2 separate regions of the Homo sapiens genome follow, and region 1 is linked to region 2. A link is a loop called in an ENCODE intact Hi-C map of the cell type or tissue named here. Cell type or tissue: prostate gland. All regions are shown on one strand. Each heading gives the region's core, and the rest is flanking DNA. Links, peaks and the distances in the headings are about the cores only. Region 1 overlaps BST1 (bone marrow stromal cell antigen 1). Region 2 overlaps PROM1 (prominin 1).

The links. Peaks named below come from ENCODE experiments on the same cell type or tissue, not always from the same donor. Only the 100,000 strongest peaks of a DNase experiment are listed, where the experiment ranks them.
Region 1: it touches region 2 in a loop (2.3-fold over the local background); 48 of 110 quality-filtered maps call a loop at or near these places.

The regions. Positions count from the first base shown.
Region 1 is chr4:15,724,088-15,735,895 of GRCh38, reverse strand. It overlaps BST1 (bone marrow stromal cell antigen 1), which reads right to left. Exons shown (of 9, transcript NM_004334.3): 9 at 3,109-4,156. The coding sequence ends at 4,051. It also overlaps the pseudogene RPL10AP7. Among named protein-coding and RNA genes, the nearest start is that of BST1, 27 kb to the right of the region's middle. In prostate gland, for the core only: a CTCF peak has its summit at 5,798 (motif pointing left); a DNase peak (open chromatin) is centred at 5,765.
Region 2 is chr4:15,995,098-16,006,905 of GRCh38, reverse strand. It overlaps PROM1 (prominin 1), which reads left to right. Exons shown (of 28, transcript NM_006017.3): 13 at 216-368; 14 at 6,287-6,410; 15 at 8,418-8,521. Among named protein-coding and RNA genes, the nearest start is that of FGFBP2, 38 kb to the right of the region's middle. In prostate gland, for the core only: a CTCF peak has its summit at 5,319 (motif pointing right); a DNase peak (open chromatin) is centred at 5,345.

The DNA.
Region 1 (11,808 bases), core at 2,047-10,046, 270 kb after region 2:
TGAAGTTATGTTTAGTTTTTAAAAATAAAGCCTTATTTTTCTTATGGAACTCAAAATGGCATTTCTCTAATTGAGTCGCAGGTCACTGTGCTGTGAGTGGCTAAGTCGCCTGGTAACCCAGGCAACATGAAGGCAGCAGACACTGTGTTTTCCAAGCTTGGTCTAAGAGACGCCCCTTGGCTGGGGCTCCCATGGGATTGGCCTAAGGAGCCAGACGGTCCTGAGACAAACCATGAATTATGAATTGGAAGTTGGTTGGTTGGGTCCTTTTCTCTTTCTCTAAGTACCCAAAAGTCTTATGCTGCTTGTCATCTTCCCTCACGGCTCCCCTCACACACCCTAGCAATATCACACACTTCAAGTGTTTTATGAAAGTATGCCATAAATACAGAAAAGCATGCCACACCTTGTTATTAAGCTTCCCTTGTACCCTCCCTGGCCTCCTCCAACAAAAGAAAGCTAAAGAATCCCCCACCCTCTGTTTTCCTCTATTAAACTTAGTTCATTCACACGTGGAAGGTCTACTTCATCCAAGCAGGGCTAGGCTAGGGCTGCAAAGATGAGTGAGTCTGCAAAGAAGCCACAGTCCCAGGGTGAAGTTAGGCAAGGACCCAAACAATGCTGACACCATGAAGATGGGCCCTGTTAGGGAATTCTTTGCTTTTTTGCAGGGAGAGAGGTCAACAGAAGGATCCAGGGAGGAGGTGATGCTTAAGGTATGTCTTAGAGTCTGCCAGATGGGAGACAGGGCAGGAAGGAAAATCAACACAGAGAGACCAACATGTTCAAAGACCCTGAGGAGGGAGAGAGTAGAGAGCACGTCTGGGTAGAGCACCAAGCAACTTGGTTAGAGGAGCCCAGCTGAGCACACCTTCTGTAAGAAGCTAATACCGCTTTTACAATACACACCAGTGTCTACACCAAATGAACATTCTACCATGCCAGGTTTTCATGGATTTCATTCCTCTGCAGTCTCACTTCCCAAAGTCTCTTTCCTTAACCCTTCTGAGCGTGGCCTGGTTCCCGCTCCTGCCTGCTCCCTGTGGCAGTGTCCGACTGAAACCAGCCCAGCTGTCCCAGAGAAGTGATGTCTACTGTTTTTTGGATAAACATGAAAATTGACCCTCTCATCTAAGATTGAAACTTACATTTGTCTTATCTGAATTCCTTCTTCAGGAAACTGACCCTTAGGCAACCAGTTAGTATCAAGGAACCGAAACTCACCAGACCACCACATCCACACAATTAGATGCCAGACCCTTCATCCATCATGACTCCTGTTTAGCAGCTTCTCTTCCTTACCCCTCCCCCATTCCTGTTTTCTCACATATAGTTACATTTCCTTCCTGCTATGTAAACCCCTAAGTTTAGTCGACTGGTGGAGGAGACAATTTTGAGAATGATTTCCCGTATATATATTATATTTTAATATATTAAATTTGTATCATACTTTAGACATTTTCATCATATAATTAAGTTTTATATTTTATCTCTTACACATTTTCCTATGTGATTAAATGTTCTTTGAAAACATTTCTTTTTGGTTTACATAAAATAAAATTTACTCTTTTTCATGTACAGGGCCATGAGTGTTGACGAACACTTGGATTCATGCAATCACCACCACAATCAAGACACAGAGCAGCTCCATCGCTCCCAAAATTTTTCTCAGTGTCACTTTGCAGTCAGCGCCTCCTTCTAGTCCTGATCATTCTCAACCCCCACAATCACTGGTCTGCTCTCCGCTACTATAGTTCTGCCTTCTCGAGGATGTCATATAAATAGAATCATACAGTTGGTGGCCTTTTGGTGCGGCAGCTCTCACATTTGGGTTTCATCCATATTGCTGCATATATCAAGGTAGTTACCTTTATTGCTGAGTAGTATTCCATGGTGTAGATTTACCAGTTAGTTTATTCCTTCACCATCTGAAGGACATGTGAATTGGTAAACATGGCTTTTACTTGTTGAATGATACTCCATTCTACAAATATTCTAAAACCCATGTAAATAGTTCTGATATGGTTTGGCTCTGTATCCCCACCTAAATTTCATATTGAATTGTGATCCCCAGTGTTGAAGGTGGGGTCTGGTGGGAGGTGATTGGATCACGGAGGTGGTTTCGGATGGTTTAGCACCATCACCTAGTGCTGTCTCATGACAGAGTTCTCACGAGATCTGGTGGTTTGAAAGCATGTAGCACCTCCCCCTTCACTCCCTTCCTCCTTCTCTGGCCATGTAAGACATGACTGCTTCCCTTTTGCCTTCCATGATGATCGTAAGTTTCCTGAGGCCTCCCCAGCCATGCTTCCTGTAAGCCTGTGGAACAGAGAGGTGAAGCCAGCTGGACTTCCTAGGTCGAGAGGGGACTTGGAGAGCTTTTCTGTCTAGCTAAAGGATTGTAAATGCACCGATCAGCACTCTGTGTCTAGCTAAAGGATTGTAAATGCACCAGTCAGCACTCTGTAAAAACACACCAGTCAGCACTCTGTGTCCAGCTAAAGGATTGTAAACGCACCAATCAGCACTCTGTGTCTAGCTAAAGGATTGTAAATGCACCAGTCAGCACTCTGTAAAAACACACCAGTCAGCACTCTGTGTCCGGCTAAAGGATAGTAAACACACCAATCAGCACTCTGTGTCTAGCTAAAGGATTGTAAATGCATCAATCAGCACTCTGTAAAATGGACCAATCAGCGCTCTGTAAAATGGACCAATCAGCAGGATGTGGGTGGGACCAAATAAGGGAATAAAAGCTGGCCACCGAGCCAGCAGTGGCAACCAGCTTGGGTCCCCTTCCACATTGTGGAAGCTTTGTTTTTTCGCTCTTCACAATAAATCTTGCTGCTGCTCACTCTTTGGGTCCGCACTACCTTTAATAGCTGTAACACTTGCCGCGAAGGTCCGCAGCTTCATTCTTGAAGTCAGCGAGACCACGAACCCACCAGAAGGAAGAAACTCCAGACACATCTGAAGGAACAAACTCTGAACACACCATCTTTAAGAGCTGTAACACTCACTGCAAAAGTCCATGGCTTCATTCTTGAAGTCAGCAAGACCAAAAACCCAGAGGTTGTCACAATTTTGTCACAATTCTGGACACAGAACTGTGAGTCAATTAAACCTCTTTTTTATTTTTATTTTTGTAAATTACCCAGTCTCGGGCAGTTCTTTATAGCAATGCAAGAACAAACTAATACAAGTTCCAAACAGTTTCAGTAAATATGTAAATATTACTGGATATTTTGGGTTTTTCCCTCATTATAAGTAACTATTATGGCTGGATGTGGTGGCTCACGCCTGTAATCCTAGCACTTTGGGAGGCTGAGGTGGGTGGATCACCTGAGGTCAGGAATTCGAGACTAGCCTGGCCAACATGGTGAAACCCCATCTCTACTAAAAATACAAAAATTAGCTGGACATGGTGGCAGGCACCTGCAATCCCAGCTACTTGGGAGGCTGAGGCAGGAGAATCGCTTGAATCCTGGAAGCAGAGGTTGCAGTGAGCTGAGATCTCCCCACCTCACTCCAGCCTGGGCAAAGGAGCGAAACTCTGTCTCTCAAAACAAAAAGGAACCATTAACTGAACATCTTTATACCAAATAAATGAAAAATGAAAACTTTGCAGACCATATATGCATACATTTATATAGTATACATATGTCTTAAGCAATCAACAAGCATGCAGTGTCCGTGCTGCTGGAGATATAGGAAAATATAGATGATGTAAAATACAGCTTTATTAGAATTCTCTTAAAATGTTTGATAATATACAAGCAGTCTGACTCCCAATGCTTTGTGTCATTATACAAATAAGAAAATAACTTGCTTTAATTCTAATGCAGCATTTTTTAACCTGCTAAATAGAACTAACTTCTTGTTTCTGAAATCCTGAACATATGCCTCATTGAAATACCATTTTCAGGACATCGTTTTCCCAGCAAAAAGCTTCTTTAGATAACAGAATCATTTGGTATACACAGAACACGAATGATGACTGCAAGGGGAGGCTGCAGGGCTGGAGGAGGGTTAGAGCAACACAGTTTCCAGTTACAGTTGAGTCCTGGAAGCCAGCACCAGAAAGAGGGGAATGATAAGACCCGCCCTTTGTTCTGTATAAAGACTTGGGGCTTTTCTTTGAGTAGCGGCTGCTGCCCTGCAAATTAACAAGGAAATAGAGAAAGTGTCAGTATTGGTGTATGGAATCTACGCTCAAAAATATATGTGCAGTATTAGTCTCTTTTCTGGTTAGCGCGGAGCGAGAAGCCATGAGCAGCAAAGTCTCCCGTGACACCCCGTAGGAGGCGGTGCGCGAAGTCCTGCACCGAAACCAGCGCAAGCACCCCAAGTTTCTGGAGATGGTGGAGTTGCAGATCAGCTTCAAGAACTATGACTCCCCAGAAGGACAAGCGCTTCTCGGGCACCGTCAGGCTTAAGTCCACTCCCTGCCCCAAGTTCTCCATGTGTGTCCTGGGTAACCAGCAGCACCGTGACAAGGCCAAGCCTGTGGATTTCCACCACATGGAAAACGAGGTACTGAAAAAACTCAACAAGAATAAGAAACTGGTCAAGAAACTGGCCAAGAGTATGATGCATTTTTGGCCTCAGAGTCTCTGATCAAGCAGATCCCACGAATCCTCGGCCCAGTCCTAAATAAGGCAGGAAATTGCCCCTCCCTGCTCACACACAAGGAAAACATGGTGGCCAAAGTGGATGAGATGAAGTCCGTAATCAATTTCCACATGAAGAAGGTGTTATGTCTGGCTGTGGCTGTTGGCCACGTGAAAAGGACAGACAATGAGCTTGTGTGTAACAGTCACCTGCCTGTCAACTTCTTGGTGACATTGCTCAAGAAAAACTGGCAGAAAAACTGGCAGAATGTCCGGGCCTTATATATCGAGAGCACCATAGGCAAGCCCCAGTGCCTATATTAAGGCACATTTGAATAAATTCTACTGCTACCAGTATAAAAAAAAAAAAAGCAAATTGTGCACACTGTGGAGAAATGTACATAGTATATAGGAAGTTATAAAGTGGAAAGTAAAAGTCTCTTAGTCTCCCCATTTGCACTTTCCATAGAAAACCAACTTTGATAGTTTGAGTTCTCTTTCCAGGAATGCAATGAACACATGCATGCTGAACCTGCTCAATATAACTAATTCCTATTTCTGCAATCCTGAGCACACACGTCATTGAAATACCATCTCAAGACATTCTTTCCTGAGCAAAAAGCTTCTCTAGACAACAGGACCTGCTGCTGCCCTGCAAATTATCCTTAGATGTCTTTAGATATCCTTTTATCTAAGCACAAATGGAATCTGCAACGTGCGTTCTTCACCTAACATCATATTTTGAACATGCTTCCATATTGGTACACAGGGAGTTAACTCATTCTTCCTTGTGGATGAATTCTTATTGTACGGATGGAACACAGTGTTAGCCAGGTTTCCTACTGATGGCTATTACATGATCAGAGTTTAAGTGGTGAAGAAAAACCTGTCCTGACATGAAGACATCAACAGAGGGCCTGCCCAAAATATGGACCCTATTCATAGTAAACAGTATCTGGCCACTGGGTTTGTAAAAACAGAAATTACTGAATTCTTTTAAACCAACTAAAAGATGAATTTTAAAATTATGAAACCATCTAATGTTGGCTTGGAAATATATCCCATGGCTCTGGACTAGTGGCCCTGTCCTTAAAAGTTCCTGACTCCATTTGAATGCTGGTCCTCTCTTTTTTGCTAAAGAAATCTGACCCACAGGTTTGTATTAGTGCTCCACCTACCGGACATTTTCTACAATTGCACCTGTGATGCAGTTAATGTCCCAGACTCGATTCACTCAAAATTTAAAATTACTTTTGCTTTCAAATAATTAACTAATTAACATAAGGTTACATTTTTCTTTACTTTTTTAAAAAATAAAATAACACATAATTAGATACACTAATAATGACAGCCTCCCTTCATCTTTTTCCAGTTTCTATTCCTTTGCCTAGAAGGAACCCACAGTTAGGTGCTTGGAGTTTACTTTCTCAGACCTATTTCTATCACTTACATCCATTATCATGCACAAATAGAAACATGCTGTTTTGCTTTCTTCTGGTTTACATGTCTCGGTTCATGTTCTGTGCATTGGTTTCTCACTTTGTAGCTTAAAAACCTTTTCTTGTCAATGTGAGACTATACTTGAGGGGGTAACTGCACTATTTGCAGTTACTTTGATTTTTAAAATTGATTCTTGTTATTACATTTATATACTCAAAAGCCTAATTTTCCCATGCCCTTTTATTTAATTTATAAATCACATTGTTCTATTTAAAAACCTGGTGAACTCTGACAATAACTCTTAAGGATTTGTCACACTTACTTAATTCCTGTGATGTTTTAAACTCAAGTTATTTCAGGTTAAGTTATTATTATTATTATTATTCTTTGAGACAGGGTCTCATTCTGTCACCCAGGCTGGAGTGCAGTGGCATGACTACAGCTCGTTGAAGCATTGACCTTCCCGGGTTTAGAGAATCCTCCTGCCTCAGACTCCTGAGTAGCTGGGACCATAGGTGCACACCAACATACCCAGCCAATTTTTTGTTTGTTTGCTTGTAGAGGCGGGGTCTCGCCATGTTGCCTAGGCTGGTCTTGAATGCCTGGGTTCAAGTGATCCTCCCGCACTGAACTCCCAAAGTGCTACGGTTACAGGCATGAGCCACTGGGCAAGGCTTCAGGTTATTTTCAACTTAAATATTAAAATATTACATCTTTTTTAAAAAATATTTTAAATGACTTTAAATTAGCAAAACTTTCTCAATTACTTGATTGTAGTAAACCTAATAAATGTATAAAATTTAATCTTAATTCTTTTACAAATTCCAATACTGGTTCAAAACTTAGTAAAATTCTCTTATAACTTCCTACTAAAAATCCCAAGCCTAAAATCAGTTACTTGGCTGAGCATGGTGGTTCACACCTATAATCCCAGCACTTTGGGAGGCCAAGGCAGAAGGATCACCTGAAGTCAGGAGTTTGAGACCAGCCTGGCCAACATGGTAAAACTTCATCTCCACTAAAAATACAAAAATCAGCCAGGCGTGGTAGCTCACACCTGTGGGCCCAGCTACTTGGCAGGCTGAGGCAGGAGAATCACTTGAGCCCAGGAGGTGGAGGCTGCAGTGATGAGCCAAGATCAAGCCACTGAACTCTAGCCTGGGTGACAGAGCAAGACTCCATCAAAAAAAAAAAAAAAAAAAGGAAGGAAGGAAGGGAAAAGAAAATTTTCCAGTAGTGCTGGCTTGCTCCTGTAGTCTCAGCCACTTGAAAGGATGAGGCAGGAGGATCACTTGAACCCAGGAGGTTGAGGTTACAATATGCCATGATCACACCACTGCACTCCATGCCTGGGTGACAGAGCGATAACCTGTCTCCAAAAAAAAAAAAAAAAAAAGAAAAAGAATTAGTTACTTAATAGTAACCCATATACTGGCATCACAGGTTTAATCCAACAGCTGTTCTTATATGCTACATTCTCTAAAATATTGCCAATAATTAAATACCAAAACATACAGATTGTCCCTAAATTTACCACAAAACTATTAATAAAATGGGTGGATTTACATCAACAGTTGTTTATTTCATTTGAAACCTTTGCAGATTAAAAGCCCTTTACCCCACTATTCCTAAACAAGTAGAGATGAGTAGTCCTGTCTCTGTGGCCTGGGGCATTTAGGATAGAGCCTTCCAGCTAAGTTAAAAGATCTGATGTTTGCCTTTGGCCCTTAGTGCCACACTGAGTCCTCATTCCAGTACTATATGTCTGTTTTCTCATATCATCACCAATCCTGCAGATTAAAAGTCTACTGAATTTTTGGCCAATATTATAACCTATAAGCGCTAAGGTTGGTTTTTTCCCCTTGGATTATTCATGGGGTCTTCTGCTTGCTGTATGATTATCCTACCATTGTCTTTAAGGGCTATATTCTACTCCCTCCAGTAAGTGTACCCTTTGATGTAACTGTTTACTTGTCAGTGGATATTTGAGTCCAGTTCCCAGTATTTCAGTATTATAAAGAATGCTCTGGAGAACATATTTGAGCATATAGGCTGTATGTGCATTTCAAATCACTTGTTTGGAATAGGGCACCAAAAGTACCCTAAAGTGTGACCTAGGTCAAAGACTGTGATATTTTTCTAATTCTTGACACATATTGTCAAATTGTTTTCCCAAAGCACTTTATCAATTTACAGTGACATCAAGCATTGAATAACATCTCTAAAACATTTTTCTGCTATGTTTTAATGTATGCCAAGAAAGTTTAGGTGAAAATGACACCTTGTTGAATTTGTTTTCCATTATTATTAGAGTGATTAAATAATTTTGTATATTTGCTATTTGTGGTTTCTCTTTTGTAAATTATCTATGACTATTCACAGCTAGAATGTTTAAAAAATAGATTAGAAAAATTCCTGCCAGGGTGATGAAAGTTGGTGAAAAACTTGGCAGAGTGAAAGAGAGTTTTATCCTTGACATTCAAAGGAATCAGCCAGAATTGTCAAAAATGTCTACCAACAGTCACTGAAAGAATGCCCACACACAGGGAAGAACAGGTCAGGAACTGCAAACCCCTTACTTACCTGCTGTGGTGTGAGACCCAGAGACATTTTAAGGCAGTGTGGTGTGGTAGGAAGAATGAGAACTTTACACACAGACAAATCTCCGTTTTGCTTCGGCCTCTGAGTAACATTAAATGATCACTTAATCCTTCTGAACCTCAGCATCATTGATGACAATCAAACTGTCTTCCTTCTAGGAATGTGGTTGGAGTAAAATGAGATGATGACTCCAGAGTGCCAGCTGGAAGCCTGACACTGCAAAGTGCTCAGAAATACTGAGGAAAACTCGGGAGGCTGAAGCAGGGGAATTGCTTGAACCCGGGAGGCGGAGGGTGCAGTGAGCCGAGATCACGCCACTGCACTCCAGCCTGGGCAACAGAGCGAGACTCCATCTCAAAAAAAAAAAAAAAAAAATACCGAGGAAAAGTGAGAAGAGCTACCCTCGTTCTCCTTATTCTTCCTGCAGCAGGGGAGCTAACCCAAGGCACTGGTGCTAGGATGGCACCATTTGCCCATTTCAGGAATGGTGGTGTAGGGTGCAGTGGGTTTTACAACAAGGAATTTTACATGGTCTGTTTCTGTATAGGTTGACAGTCTGATTAATGAGACAAAGAGTAAAACCATACAAACCTAAGTAATTCTAACACCACAGACACTTCCCTATCCAAGACTTATGAGGTTCCAGGCTCCTTAGAAAGTCTATACCACTAATCTTTGCAACAACTTTATTCCCCCTTTTCCACATAAGTGAGCCACACAAGGATTCTTTTTCTTGCAATCAAAATGTAGACCTTATGCATATGCAGCCTCTGGGCACTTCTCTGAAGGTGTTGTAGAGCATTTGTCATTCCTTCTGGCTGCCCAGCACCTTTGAACATCGTTCTTCTTAAATCTATGCCTTTCCAGGGTAGAATCCAACCATTCATTCGTTCATTCATCTATTCATCCATTCATTCATTCCTAAGTGTCTACCGAGTTGCAAGTTCTGTTTTAGGTCCTTAGAATACCATCATCAGTGAAAAAAACAGGTCAAAGTCCCTGACCTCCTGGAGCTCATGTTCTGACAGGTGGGAGGCGCTAAAGAATGAATTTGCCAGCATGGGCAATATAGTGAGACCTCATCTCTACAAAAAAAAAAAAAAAAAAACTTTAAAAGTTAGCTGGCGTAGTGGTAAGTGCCTGTATCCCCAGCTGTTTGGGAGGCTGAGGTGGGAGGATCACGTGAGCCCAGGAGGTCAAACCTGCAGTGAGCCGTGATTGTGCCACTGCACTACAGCCTGGGTGACAGAGAGAGGAGAGAGACCTCGTCTCAAAAAAAAAAAAAAAAAAAAAAAAAGACCGCACTTCACAAGTAGGTCAGTCAGAAGATAAACACTATAAAAAAGAAAAAAAATGCAGTCACATGAGGGTTTTGAAGAGCCACAGTTGTGAGATGGAGGCTATGATTTTAAATATTGAGATCAGGGATCAGGGTAACCTCATGGAGGCTTTGTAGATAAGAAAACTGACAATTTCAGATCATCTGACTAACTCAGTAAGAACAGAGTGCTTACTACTGCCAAAACGGTGTTTCCACAGGCTGATGAGCAGGAAAGCATATGATATCTTATGGGAAGTGGATCAAAACTAGCCTTGAAATAAACATTCCAGATGAGAAGCTGTGGGTGACGTGTCTGGAAAGAGTATGATGAACCTGGAAGATGGGACTAGAAGTCTGAACTTGGTAGTAGGTAACTTTGAAGGTTTTTGAGCAGCAGCGACATGAGGGTGGACTTCATTTTCAGGTGAGGAAAGGAAAGACCCAGGTTCACAGGCTATCCTTTACCTCCTGTGAAAGGACTCAGAAACGATGCATGCCAAATTCACAGGGAACGAATAGCATTAAAGAATGAGGAGAGGACTTAAATCCATCACCGAACCCTGGGATGTTGGCTCCTAGAATACATGCTGGAGATGATGGGTCTGTTGTCCTAATTTCCAGCCCAAAGAGCAAGACATCTGCCAGAGTGAATTTTGACAGTTCTCAGACTCCTTCAGATCCTGGTTCTGCCTGCACTAGCTGGGTGGTCTTGGGTGAGTCCTTCATAAACTTCTCTGAGCCAGAGTTTCTTTGCTTCTGAAGGGAGAATATGAACCTACCCACATTGGATCAAATAAAATCTGGCTTCTGTCTAAATGACAGTGGCTTAGAGAAGACAGATGTTTATTTCTCTCTCAGTAACTCTTCAGGGCTGGTAGAGTGATGCCATGGTACAGAGGCACCCGGCTTCCTTTTGCTGTGTTACTCTGCCACGCCCAGTTGAAGACGCTCACCTCCACATCTTGTGGGCCCATATACCAGCCAGCATAAAAGGAGAAAGGGAATGTAAGTCCCTTCCTTTCAAGTGCTAAACCCAGAAATTGCACATGTCACTTGGCCACAGTGGGTAGAGAGGCTAGGATCATTATTCTTGATAGCCATGAACCATCTAAAATTCAAGGGTTCTATTACTAAATGAAAAAGAGAATAAGAACTATATGGGGATGACAAGCCAGCTCACCAGTGCATGTGCTCTCTTTCTCTCTCTCTCTCTCTCTCTTATTTTATTTTATTTTTTGAGATGGAGTTTCACACTTGTTGACTGGGCTGGAGTGCACTGGTGCAATCTCGGCTCACTGCAACCTCTGCCTACTGGGTTCAAGTGATTCTCCTGCCTCAGCCTCCCAAGTAGCTGGGGTTACAGGCACGCACCACCACTCCTGGCTAATGTTTTGTATTTAGTAGAGATGGGGTTTCACCATGTTGGTCAGGCAGGTCTTGAACTCCTGACCTCAGGTGATCCACCCGCCTCAGCCTCCCAAAGTGCTGGGATTACAGGCATGAGCCACCACACCCAGCCTGACTCTCTTTAATGTACTGGTTATTCAGATAAACATACTATTTTATGTAGTGCACACAGCAAATGCCTAGCATATAGTTACTGTGCACTCTGATTAGTTCTCTTCCCTTGTAGATGGAAGAACGGATCCTACAGGCATAGATGGTGCACCTACTATGTGCAACTGTAATGAAAAATACTAAGAGAAACACAAAGAGGAAGGCAGAGTGAGGCAGGCAGATGGTACAGAATGAACGATAGCAGGGCTAGGAAGAGTAAAGCACTGTCATCAGGTTGTGTACAAAGTCCTTGGAAGCAAAGAGAAGGGAGTTCCTCAA
Region 2 (11,808 bases), core at 1,631-9,630:
GAATCAAAATAAAAGTTTCTCCGCTGGTTGAATTGGAAGGCAAAGGGTGTGAAGGGATCTTTTCACTCAACATTATTGTCCTCTGAGGAATTGATAGAAGACTCTGATTTTAGAAGCCAAGAATAACTCATCGGCTCCAGCCTTAGTCCAGCAGCTTTTGTGTTAGGGTGGCGTCACCTGTGTCATGTATACTAACACTGTGCTTGCCTCTCCAGGTGGCTGGGTGGCCTGGTCATCTGCTCTCTGCTGACCCTCATCGTGATTTTTTACTACCTGGGCTTACTGTGTGGCGTGTGCGGCTATGACAGGCATGCCACCCCGACCACCCGAGGCTGTGTCTCCAACACCGGAGGCGTCTTCCTCATGGTGTGAGTGTCTGCTCCTCTCTGTCATGTGGGAGTGGGAATGCAGGAGAGAGACTGGGTGCTGACTCTGGTGTTACATGAACCCGGCGCCCTCTGGGCCACGTACGCGGGGTTCCAGCTCCCAGGTCGCGAGGAGGAGAGATCCTGCTGTGATGGGACCTTCCTTGATTTGGGTACTTCTGTCAAGCCTAAACATTAAAAACAAACAAACAACAACAACAACAACACTAAATTACTTGCATTTTGATAGACCAGCTTAAGCACACTATTTATATATGGCAGGCTCCTTTTAAAAGCAGCTAGACTTGCTTTCTTGATTTCTATTGTTCCTTCTTTTTGTCATTCATTCATTCATTCATTTATTCACTCACCAGAGGCTGAGCCAATCTCTTGTGGGACAGCAGTATTGGTCAGCAGTATTGCTAGCTTGAAATTCTAGAAACTTGATTTAGAACTAAGGCTGCCAAGGCAGAACCCTTAGGATTTAGACAGGTAGCCTAGATTAGGCGTGAGAACAGGTGTGAGGCAGCAGGGAGAGGTATGCCTGCGGCAGAAGACTGGAGCGACTGTCCCTGCTTCAAAGACATTGACCTCCAAGTTAGTGTCTTTGAAAAACCTGTGACTCTATGGATACGACAAAGCATAGCAGGCATGAGCCAGGTGCAACCGGGGCCAGAGCCAGAAATGTAAGCTAGGATGTGGTGTAATGGCTTTGAATGCTCTGCAGGGAGAGAGCTGTGTGGGTTCTAAGTCAATATTCTCTTTTTGATAAGATCATGAAGAATCAGCAGTAGGGAGTGAGATGGGGCTCTAGGTCAGTGGTTAAGGTTTGAAACAATTCCTTTGGGGAGTGAAGAACCAAAACCTGAGTCGTGTTCTCTCATTTATCCACTTAAGTCACTAGCACGGGGCTGTGAGTGAGCGGGCTGGAGAGCAGATGCTGTACATTAATTTGATTAATTTGTTTTTTAAAACTTTGGGTCTTCAAACCAAATTTTCACACACACACACACACACACACACACACACACACACACACACACACCAAACAAACAAAAAACTTTGGGTCACTGGAACAATAAATCAGGCTTCTTACAAGCTATGATTATAAATCCTTTCCCTACAATAATTAGGCTCCAGTATGGTATAGGCCTTTACAAACTAGAGTCGTAAAATCACCTTAGAGCTAATGACCTGAGGTCTACCAGGGCTGGACAAAGAACTCCACACAAACAGAAGCTTAGATGCTCACAGGCCAAAGCTTAAGAAATTATATTTGTCTGGGCACGATGGCTCACGCCTGTAATCCCAACACTTTGGGAGGCCGAGACAGGCAGATCACTTGAGGCCAGGAGTTCGAGACCAGCCTGACCAACATGGTGAAACCCCATGTCTACTAAAAATACAAAAATTAGCTGGGCATGATGGTGCACACCTGTAATCCCAGGTACTTGGGAGGCTGAGGCACGAGAATCACCTGAACCCAGGAGGCAAAGGTTACAGTGAGCCGAGATCGTGCCAACTGCACTCCAACCTGGGCGACAGAGTGAGACTCTGTCAAAAAAAAAAAAAAAAAAGAGAGAGCGAGAAATAAAGAAAAAAAGAAAGAGGAAGGAAGGAAGGAAGGAAGGAAGGGAGAGAGAGAGGGGGAGGGAGAGAGAGAGAGAGGGAGAGAGAGAGGAAGGAAGGAAGGAAGGAAGGAAGGAAGAAAAAGAAAGAAAGAAAGAAAGAAAGATTAGCTGCAAGTACCTGTGGACAGAGAAGAAAAAAAGGAGAAATCACATCTGCAAGGAAAAATGAATTTGTCTTCCCTTCTTGTTCAAATGTACACAGATACACAAAAATACATTAAACAGAAGATTATTAGGTTGCTGTAAAAGTAATTGCAGTTTTTGCCATTACTTTTAATGTTTAATTGATTTTAAGTTTAATGTTACAAATTTAACAACAATTTAACTTGGTTGTTTGTTAGTGTTTTGGTGGGGTGTGTATATATACCTATATTTCCATCTTTTTTAACTACTTGAAAGGTAGGGTAAATTGCTCTGAAAAATGGTGCACCCCTCATCGAAATTTTATTCACACTTTTTAAAGGGATACAACAAAAAATGTGATATCAAGCTTCAAAGAAAGAAAAAATAAAACAGAGAAATCATCAACAAATTGATGGAGGCTAAAAGCTACCTTAGTTTAGATATACTAATTCTATAGACATGGAGACCTGTGGCATGGAGGCCATAGGATTCATCTCAGCAGCAGGAAGAAGGCTGGTAACTGTCAGATGTTGTTTGATTCATTTCAAGGAGTCTGCAGACTTAGGGTGGCTATGATTTCTTTATTGTTGAATGCAACCAGTCAGCATGGCACGCTTTGCTGTGCTTGGCAGAATTCTCTGCTTCTTGAGGTATCTGGTAAACAACTGGATAATTGCAAAAGGAGGAGATGATACAAGCGTCATCAGTCTAATCAGACTAATTAGAAGAATGCAGTTTCTTTTTTTAAAACTGTTTACTTGCTTGTAGAAACCAGAAAGAGTATGTGTAGTTTTGTTGCAACCAAAACACCACCTGCTCTTTAAAAATGGTGACACCATCCAATCAAGAGCATGGTCTCTTTCAAAACCAAGCAGGAATTCTTACCTCCCAAAAGGATACCAGTGAAAGATCTGGAAGGAGGAAAGTCAGAGAGCCCTGGCTCTGCTCTGATCTTTTATCTTCAGATGGTCCCAGAAGCATTTTATTTTAATTTTATTTTTGTGGAGACAGTCTTGCTTTGTTGCCCAGATTGGTCTTGAATTCCTGGTCTCAAGAGATCCTCCGACCTCAGCCTCCCAATGTGTTGGGATTACAGGTGTGAGCCGCTACCCCTGGCCCCAGGAGCATTTTAGCAGCTGAATAGGATGCAGTGGTGAATGTATTATCTGTTGCAGGGGGGCGTAGGAGGCCTCTCCAGAGATAAGGAGATCTAACAGAGGCACAAGCATCTCGTGATTTGAAGCCCATCATAAAACTTCCCATTTTAGGTATTGACAACAATGCCAAGAGCAGCCACAGGTATCACAAACTGGGCACATTCCTATGGCTGGTGGCAGTTTCTGAGGTTATGGAAAGCAGTTTGTCAGGCTATATAGCAAGGGCTGTAAAAAGACCATGATGCTCTTTGCCGAATAATTTCCATTTTGGGGAATCTAGGTGAAGGAAGTAAGCCAAACTGTGAAGAAATCATCATGAAGAGGGAGGTGTTTTGCAGTATTAGTTATGATAGTGAAGCACTGGAAACAGCCTACATGTCCAGCTGTAGAAGAGTGGCCAAGTGAGTTATGACACATCCATGCGTGGAAGATCACATGGCCCCTGAAATGATAACTAGGTGACAGTCCTAATTTGTTGACAAAAGTTTCTAAGATAATGCATTTGAAAGGGGGTCAGAAAATGATGCATGTATTATCCTAACTGTGCAAATCAGGGGTTAGTCAGCAAGCTTTTCCCAAGAAGGGCCAAGTAATAAATATTTTAGGTTCTGCTGGCCATACACAGTCTTTGTCGCATATTCTTGTTCTTTTTCACCTTCTTTTGCTCTTTCATCTTACTCTTATTCTCCCCCTCCTCTTCCTCCTTTTCAATATTTTCAGTACACATTAGCCATTATCTCACTAACCTTAGAAAAACAGACCTTGGGCAGTGGTTCCCCTACCCCTGATCTAGGAATGTGCATATTTAGAAAATAAAGGCTGGAGATAGTGACTGTATGCGATTTAGAGTAAGAGTCATGGTGCCCTTTTTAGACAGCTGTCTTGGTTTATATGAGTTGTTTAACTCCAACACACAGACACACATGCTCAGACAGGGATCCTGGCATGGCCCTCACTCACTTCTTCTTTGTGCTCTCCCAGACTCAGAAGCCTTGTAGGTCAGAGAAAGTCAGGCTGACCTAGGCCTTTCCAATGAACATTACTTGCTATTTATTTTAGTGAAGATACACAAATATTGTAATTATGGCTTTGGCATCTGCAGGCAAAGGGGAGAATCGTGCCCTTAGGAGGGGATGCTGTGGTGATTGCGAGCATCAGCCCACACCCTTCTGAGGCTCCTTCCTAGTGTGCACCAGTGATGGTATTTGATTTGGCAGCTGCACCTAGATCGATTTAAGAGTTTGTTCTCTATGTCTACATCTAGACAGCTAAGCACTGCTAGAGAAAAGCTACGCACCGGGTACATTGGGTATCCCTACAAACTTAGGATCTCCTGTCTCAAATGGACTTGCCATAGTCTGACAAATCTTTTCTTTTATTTCTTTTGTTTTCTTCCTTCTCTTTCTGTTTTTTTTCTTTTTCGACACCCCCCACACTTTCCTGCAACAGTCTTTTCACTCTGATACGTCCATTTTCCTCTACTTCACCCCTCTCTCAGCAGATGGCTTTACCTCCTTCTTCTCAGAGAAAATAGAAGCCATCATGCAACTTCCCATCATCAAACTTCCAAACACACCTGCTCTCAAACACATCCATCCCTTCTCTGCAGTGCCAGAAGCAGAGGGATTCCTGCCTGCTCAGGTTGATCCCGCCAGCTATATTCTCAATCCCATTCCTTTCCCTGATCCTGATAAAATGGATCATCCCCTTTCTTTTCCATGTCTTTATTCTCTTCCTGTCTCCTTGACTTTCACTCAATACTTAACCAGGCTCTGTTCTCTCCCTTCTTCAGAAATAAAAGCAGAAACTCTTTACCCACACTGCCTCTTCCCTATAGCTCTCCTTCCCCCACACAGGCTCTCAGAGGAGTGATCTGCGCTTGCTGCCTGTGCCCTCCTCTCCTGCTGACTCTCCGGTCCACTCCGATGTGGTTTCCTCCCCCATGACTGCACTTGTTTCAAGTTGGCAGTGACCTCTCTGTGCAATGCAGACAGCACATTGGTTGGTGACAGCCGACCATTCCTTCCTCCTGCAAACACTCCTTTTGTCCCCTAGGTGGCATCACACCCACATAGTTACCTTCCTACTTCTCTGCCTCATCATCTTGGTCTGGTTTGCTGGCCCCTCCTTCCACCACCCATCTTTGTAAATGTTGAAGTCTTCCAGACCCAGCCCTAGGCTGTTTCTCTCTCCAAGCCAGCCCTGGGGATAAATGACCATGGCTAAGCTGCTGGCTCCCTAAGGTACATCCGAAACCCAGATATCTGAGCTCCAAACATACTGACTCCTACACAGTCTTTCCATTCAGTGTCTCTGGCAACAAGACCAACATCCAGCCCATCTTCTCTTTCCTTCCAGAGCATCAGCGCTCCCTGGCACTGCCCTTGGAGCCCTTCCTTGCCTCTACCTCTCGTGTTCAGCGCTTTCCGAGTCCTGCTGCCTCCTATATTATGCCTCCTGTGTCTCCTATATTACATCTCCATCATCCACCAACTCTCCACCAATCCTGCCCCCTTAGGCCACCCTCATGGGCCATGATAACAGCCTCTGCAATGATGTCCCATCCACGTTGGCACCTGTCCAGTCTATCCTTTACACTGTGCCAAGAGTGCTTGCGTTCAGAGAGAAGTCGGGTTGTGCTCCTCGTGTGCTTTCAGCCCCTTATTGGCTACCCCTCGTGGGTCCCCAGGCCCCTATACAGTACATCCCCGCCTTCCCTGGAGCTGTCCCTCCCCAGGTCCCCAGGCCCCTATCCAGTGATCCCCCGCCTGCTCTGGAGCTGCCCCTCCCCAGGTCCCCAGGCCCCCATCCAGTGTACCCTTGCCTGTCCTGGAGCTGCCCCTCTCCAGGTCCCCAAGCCCTGTGTCACTCCTAGGTGGATGATCTGTTTCACCTGAATAACACTGAAGACCCCAGGGCTATTTTATAGAGTATAGGTAGATTTAGTAAGTATCAGTAGGTAATATTGAATCATTCTTTGTTGAATTACTAACTTTATATTTTTTTCCAGTGGAGTTGGATTAAGTTTCCTCTTTTGCTGGATATTGATGATCATTGTGGTTCTTACCTTTGTCTTTGGTGCAAATGTGGAAAAACTGATCTGTGAACCTTACACGAGCAAGGAATTATTCCGGGTAAATATGATTTTCTACCCATTATGAAAGGACTTGAACAGAAACTTGGATTTCTTCATATATTGTGCATTACTTTAAGAGCAGTGCAAACTTATAAGCAGTTTGGTTTAAATTCAGTAAATTTCTTGAAATTATTAAATTCAATAAATTTTCAAATATTCAATAAATTCAGTAGATCCTTTCTATTTGTAAGAGAAAAAAAAATATGGGAGCGTCCTTATTTTCTGATCATAAGCGAAATCAGGGTCAGGAGTTAAAGTCCTGCCGCTCAATGTGGATTGCAGTATTTGGGGAGAAAAGAATTTTCCTCAGCAGTAGTTTCCAAATGTGGCTGGGAACATCAGAAGATCAGTTCCCAGGTTCCTCCCACACACCCTGGGAGATTCCCAGGTGACAGAGGTGTCCACACAGATGAGCCCTATATTTGAAGGGAAAGAGACTGATAAGCGGATGACTCGTGGCAGAGGGCTGACCTGGCACACGTCTAGTAGTGCCACCAGGAAATGAATTCAAGCTTCGCTTTCTCCCTCTCAGTCCAACTCCCACCGACTCCGGGGGACCAGTTGGCAGTTTTGCTTTCTTCATTAATGAGGAAATTTTGTTGTAAGTGTCTGGCTTCTAATTGTGGCTTTTCTGTGTTTTTTTTTTCTCCAGATTCTGATTTTTAAAATATATTTCTATTTCACTCTTTCATTGTATATACATTTTTCCGCCTAAGATCTGTTATGAAATCAGGAGAATACTGTTGTCACAGTATTTTAGTTATTTCACTGGTCGAGGGAGATTAAGTTGAGATCACCAGCAGGTCAAATGATCTCCATTTGGCCTTTTGATAAAAGAAAGACATCAAGCCAGGCATCATTATCTCCTGTAGAGTGTCGAATCATTCAAAGATAATTTTTCTTAAGTACGGGATATTTCAAAACCATTTCTACTTCTCAAGCGCGTACAGTCATGCATTGATTTGCCCATCTTAAATATGTATGATGCAGAGGCAGAGAGTGTGTGAATTTTTTTTTTTTTTTAAGACGGAGTCTCACTCTGTCACCCAGGCTGGAGTGCAGTGGTGCCATCTAGGCTCACTGCCAGCTCCGCCTCCCGGTTTCATGCCATTCTCCTGCCTCAGCCTCCCGAGTAGCTGGAACTACAGGTGCCCGCCACCACGCGCGGCTAATTTTTTGTATTTTTAGTAGAGACGGGGTTTCACCACGTTAGCCAGGATGGTCTCGATCTCCTGACCTCGTGATCTGCCCACCTTGGCCTCCCAAAGTGCTGGGATTACAGGCGTGAGCCACAGCGCCCGGCCAAGTGTGTGAATTTTAATACATTTTGTCCAGAGAGAGAAATAGCGCAGCACTGGGTCCACCACTTAATGGCTGTATATTAGCTATTCTGATCAAATGGTCTACTCTGCTTCTATTTATAATGTGTTTGTTTTATTAAGATAAAGGTTAAAGATTAAAGAGTTCTCGGCGTGGTGGCTCACGCCTGTAATCCCAGCACTTTGGGATGCTGAGGTGGGTGGATCACCTGAGGTCAGGAATTCAAGATCAGCCTGGCCAACATGGTGAAATGCTGTTTCTACTAGAAATGCCATTTCTACTAAAACTACAAAACTAGCCAGGCAGTGGTGGTGCCTGTAGTCCTAACTACTCGGGAGGCTGAGACTGGAGAATCATTTTAACCCGGAAGGGGGAGGTTGCAGTGAGCTGAGATCGCGCCACTGCGCTCCAGCCTGGGCAACAGAGCAAGACTCTGTCTCAAAAAAAAAAAGTTCTCAAAAAAAGTAATTTTAATAATTTTGATTGATGCTACCCATCAATAAATATAATAAATTGATTTATTCCAATTATACTATTATTTTCTAGTTATAAGTTGGAAATCAACCAGAAAAATAATGTTATGAAAAATTTCCAAAATACATTCAACAGAATATTAATTTTATTATATTAGTATGTATGTTAGTGTAAAACTGATTTTTCGAAAATACTTCCTAATGTGTTCTAGGTTTTGGATACACCCTACTTACTAAATGAAGACTGGGAATACTATCTCTCTGGGAAGCTATTTAATAAATCAAAAATGAAGCTCACTTTTGAACAAGTTTACAGGTATCAATATTTGCATTATACATTTCGCTATTTAAGATGTTCTTTTTCTGGAATGAGAATTTTGCATTTGAAGTGTTTTTAAATCTTAATTATATGACTTTCATGTTTCAGAGATAAGCTGTCCTGTATTATTTTAAAGACACAGTAGAAATTAGATCAAAAATATATTCCTTCTACTGAAAGCCTTTGAGACCTTGGAATGGTGATGTTTCAAGGTCTCGCTCTCCAATAATCTCTGGAACTCACTAGTTAAGGTGACCCTACGATGCACTAATGGGACCCCATGAGAGATCTTGTTCAAGAACCACATTGCTCTAAGTAAAAGCCATCCAACAAGAATAGTGAACAGGTGATTCAGTGATTTGGATCACTGATAGGGGGAAGGCAATGCAGTTGGAGAGCTGTCTGCTGTCAGGACTCCTGGGCTCTGACCCCGGCCCCCTCCTGGAGGCTCTGTGCCCTGGGCAATTCCACATCTTCTCTGTTCCACGGGGGTCATGATCATAGGAATCTGACCCTGGGGTTGTTTTAGGGTTAAGTAAGATACATGAGATTCGAATGGTGCCTGACACATCATTTGGACTTGATAAACAATACCTGTTCTTAATATTGTTCATCTAGGCTGGCCATAGTGGCTCATGCCTATAATCCCAGCACTTTGGGAGGCTGAGGCAGGTGGATCACCTGAGGTCAGGAGTTCGAGACCAGACTGACCAATATGGTGAAATCCCATCTCTACTAAAAATGAAATACAAAAATGAGCCAGTCATGGTGGCATGTGCCTGTAGACTCAGCTACTCAGGAGGCTGAGACAAGAGAATTGCTTGAACCAGGGAGGCGCAGGTTGCAGTGAGCCAAGATCGTGCCACTGCACTCCAGCCGGGCAAAAGAGTGAGACTTTCTCTCAGGAAAAAAGAAAACAAAAAAACTATGTATATATATATATAACAACTCCTGACCTCAGGTGATGTATACTACCAGCCATCAGACTAGGAGCCCATTTCACCACTGGGCAAAAGCAGACACTACACAGTGAGCTAAGAGAAATGCATTTCATATATATATATATATATATGTTTGCATTTCATATATATATATATATGAATGAACGAATATATATTTCATATATATATATGAACGAAATGCATTTCATATATATATATATGTTTCATTGAAATGCATTTCTTTTAGCTCACTGTGTAGTGTCTGCTTTTGCTCAGTGGTGAAATGGGCTCCTAGTCTGATGGTTGGTAGTCTTAGGTGTCTGATCTTAGGTGTGAACCCATGGGCAGCTCTCTGCTATGAGCCACAGGGAAGGGAGTCACTTTAAGAGTATTTGAAATCAGTTCACAGGATGCTTTTTAAACACTGGTGACACTTATTTCTCCCACTGTGAGACCGAAGGGCCGGAGGATGTGTGTGTTAACATGGTGTGTTCATAGTGAATGAAACTAAAAATAACAGGGCGATAGTGACTCACATTGAGAGCAGAACACTTCATAAGTCAGAGACACAGAAGCCCTTCCATGCCCTACACGTGAACCACCATTCTTAGTGTTCTTATTATTCTCTCAGAGTTCCTTTATGCAATTTTAAGCAAGTATTAACCCTATGCCTAGCGTTATTATATAGCTTAGTAGTATTCGCCATCATTTGATATTCAAGAGACTTCTTAAGCATTTTGTGAATTTGTTATACTTTTAGGTATTGCAAGGTTCTTTTTGTACTTTTTAAAAATATTTTGAAATATGCACACATTTAATTAATCAATGGTCATTAGTTCCTGTAGCCAAACCACAGAAGTTATTTTAAAACAAATGTAGCTGTGTCATTACTAAGTATTTATTTATTTATTTATTTATTTATTTATTTTCTGAGATGGAGTCTCGCTCTATCACCCGGGCTGGAGTGTAATGGCACCATCTCAGCTCACTGCAACCTCTGCCTCCTGGGTTCAAGCGATTCTCCTGCCTCAGCCTCCTGAGTAGCTGGGATTACAGGTGTCTGTCACCACGCCTGGCTAATTTTTGTATTTTTAGTAGAGATGGGGTTTCACCATGTTGGTCAGGCTGGTCTCGAACTCTTGACCTCAGGTGATCCACCCACCTTGGCCTCCCAAAGTGTTGGGATTACAGGCGTGAGCCCCAAGCCCGGCCATTACTGTTTATTTCTATTACCTAATAAATATTATGCTAAGTGGTAATAGTGGTAATTTAACAAAATGCTAAGAGCTAGCACCTGCATGGTGCTTTCTGTATGCCAAGACTGATGGAAACACCTCGGTTGTGTAAACTTCTTTAATATCCACACCACTCTGTGAGCTAGGTACCATACTAACTACTTTTATTATTTTATGAGCACCTGTTGTAAAGCGAGCTAAGTACCATACTAACAACTGCTTTTATTATTATATGAGCACCTGTGGTAACGGTATACCTGAGATATTATACAAAATTGAATTAGACTCTGGTCCTACTTGTCAAGGAAAACCTAGCAGGGAGTTAGATCTGTAAAGAAGTGTTCTAGAATACAGTGATACTTACAGGTGACAGAAATGTATTGAGGCTACTCTAGAAGCCCCAAGGAGGGTGTCTTATGCAGTGTGGGAATGGAGGGATTAGGAAGGACTACCTGAGGGAAATGGCACCTAAGCTGATCTTAGTAGGTTAGTGGGGATTGGCTGGGCCAAGAAGGAAAAAGGTACCTCGGCCGAGGGACACAGACAAAGGCAGGGAGGTAGGGGCAGTAGGCTACTCTTTGGGAGCTTTTAAAAATCCCACTACCACTTTGGGGCCAAATACAAAGTTAAAGGACAGAGAAAAGTCCTCGTTTCCATTATTCAGCCCATGGCAGTGAAAACTGAGCTTCTGGAGCCCTGAGACAACACTCAGAATGAACTTATAAATGTTACTCGTAGGCTTTGTCTTCTAAATCTTTCTTAAATCTTCTTCTTCTTCCTCTTCCTCCTCCTCTTCTTCTCCTCCTCCTCCTCCTTTTTCTTCTTTTTCTTCTTCTTTTCCTCCTCCTCCTCCTTCTTCTTCTTCGTCTTCTTCGTCTTCTTCTTCTTTTTCTCTCTCTCTCTCTCCTTCCAACTGGTCTCCTTGTTCCCATTCCATCCTCCAAACCTCCAAGCATGATGTGATGTGACCCAACCACATGTGTCACTTCCTACCTAAGTTTCTCCATTGCTTCTGGCAGAGGCAGCTAACAAGTGTCCAGTGCCCATCCCCCATACTCAGGGTAGACATTGATAGTCAACCGAGGTCTTCTGCTTAGCCCAGGGAGCC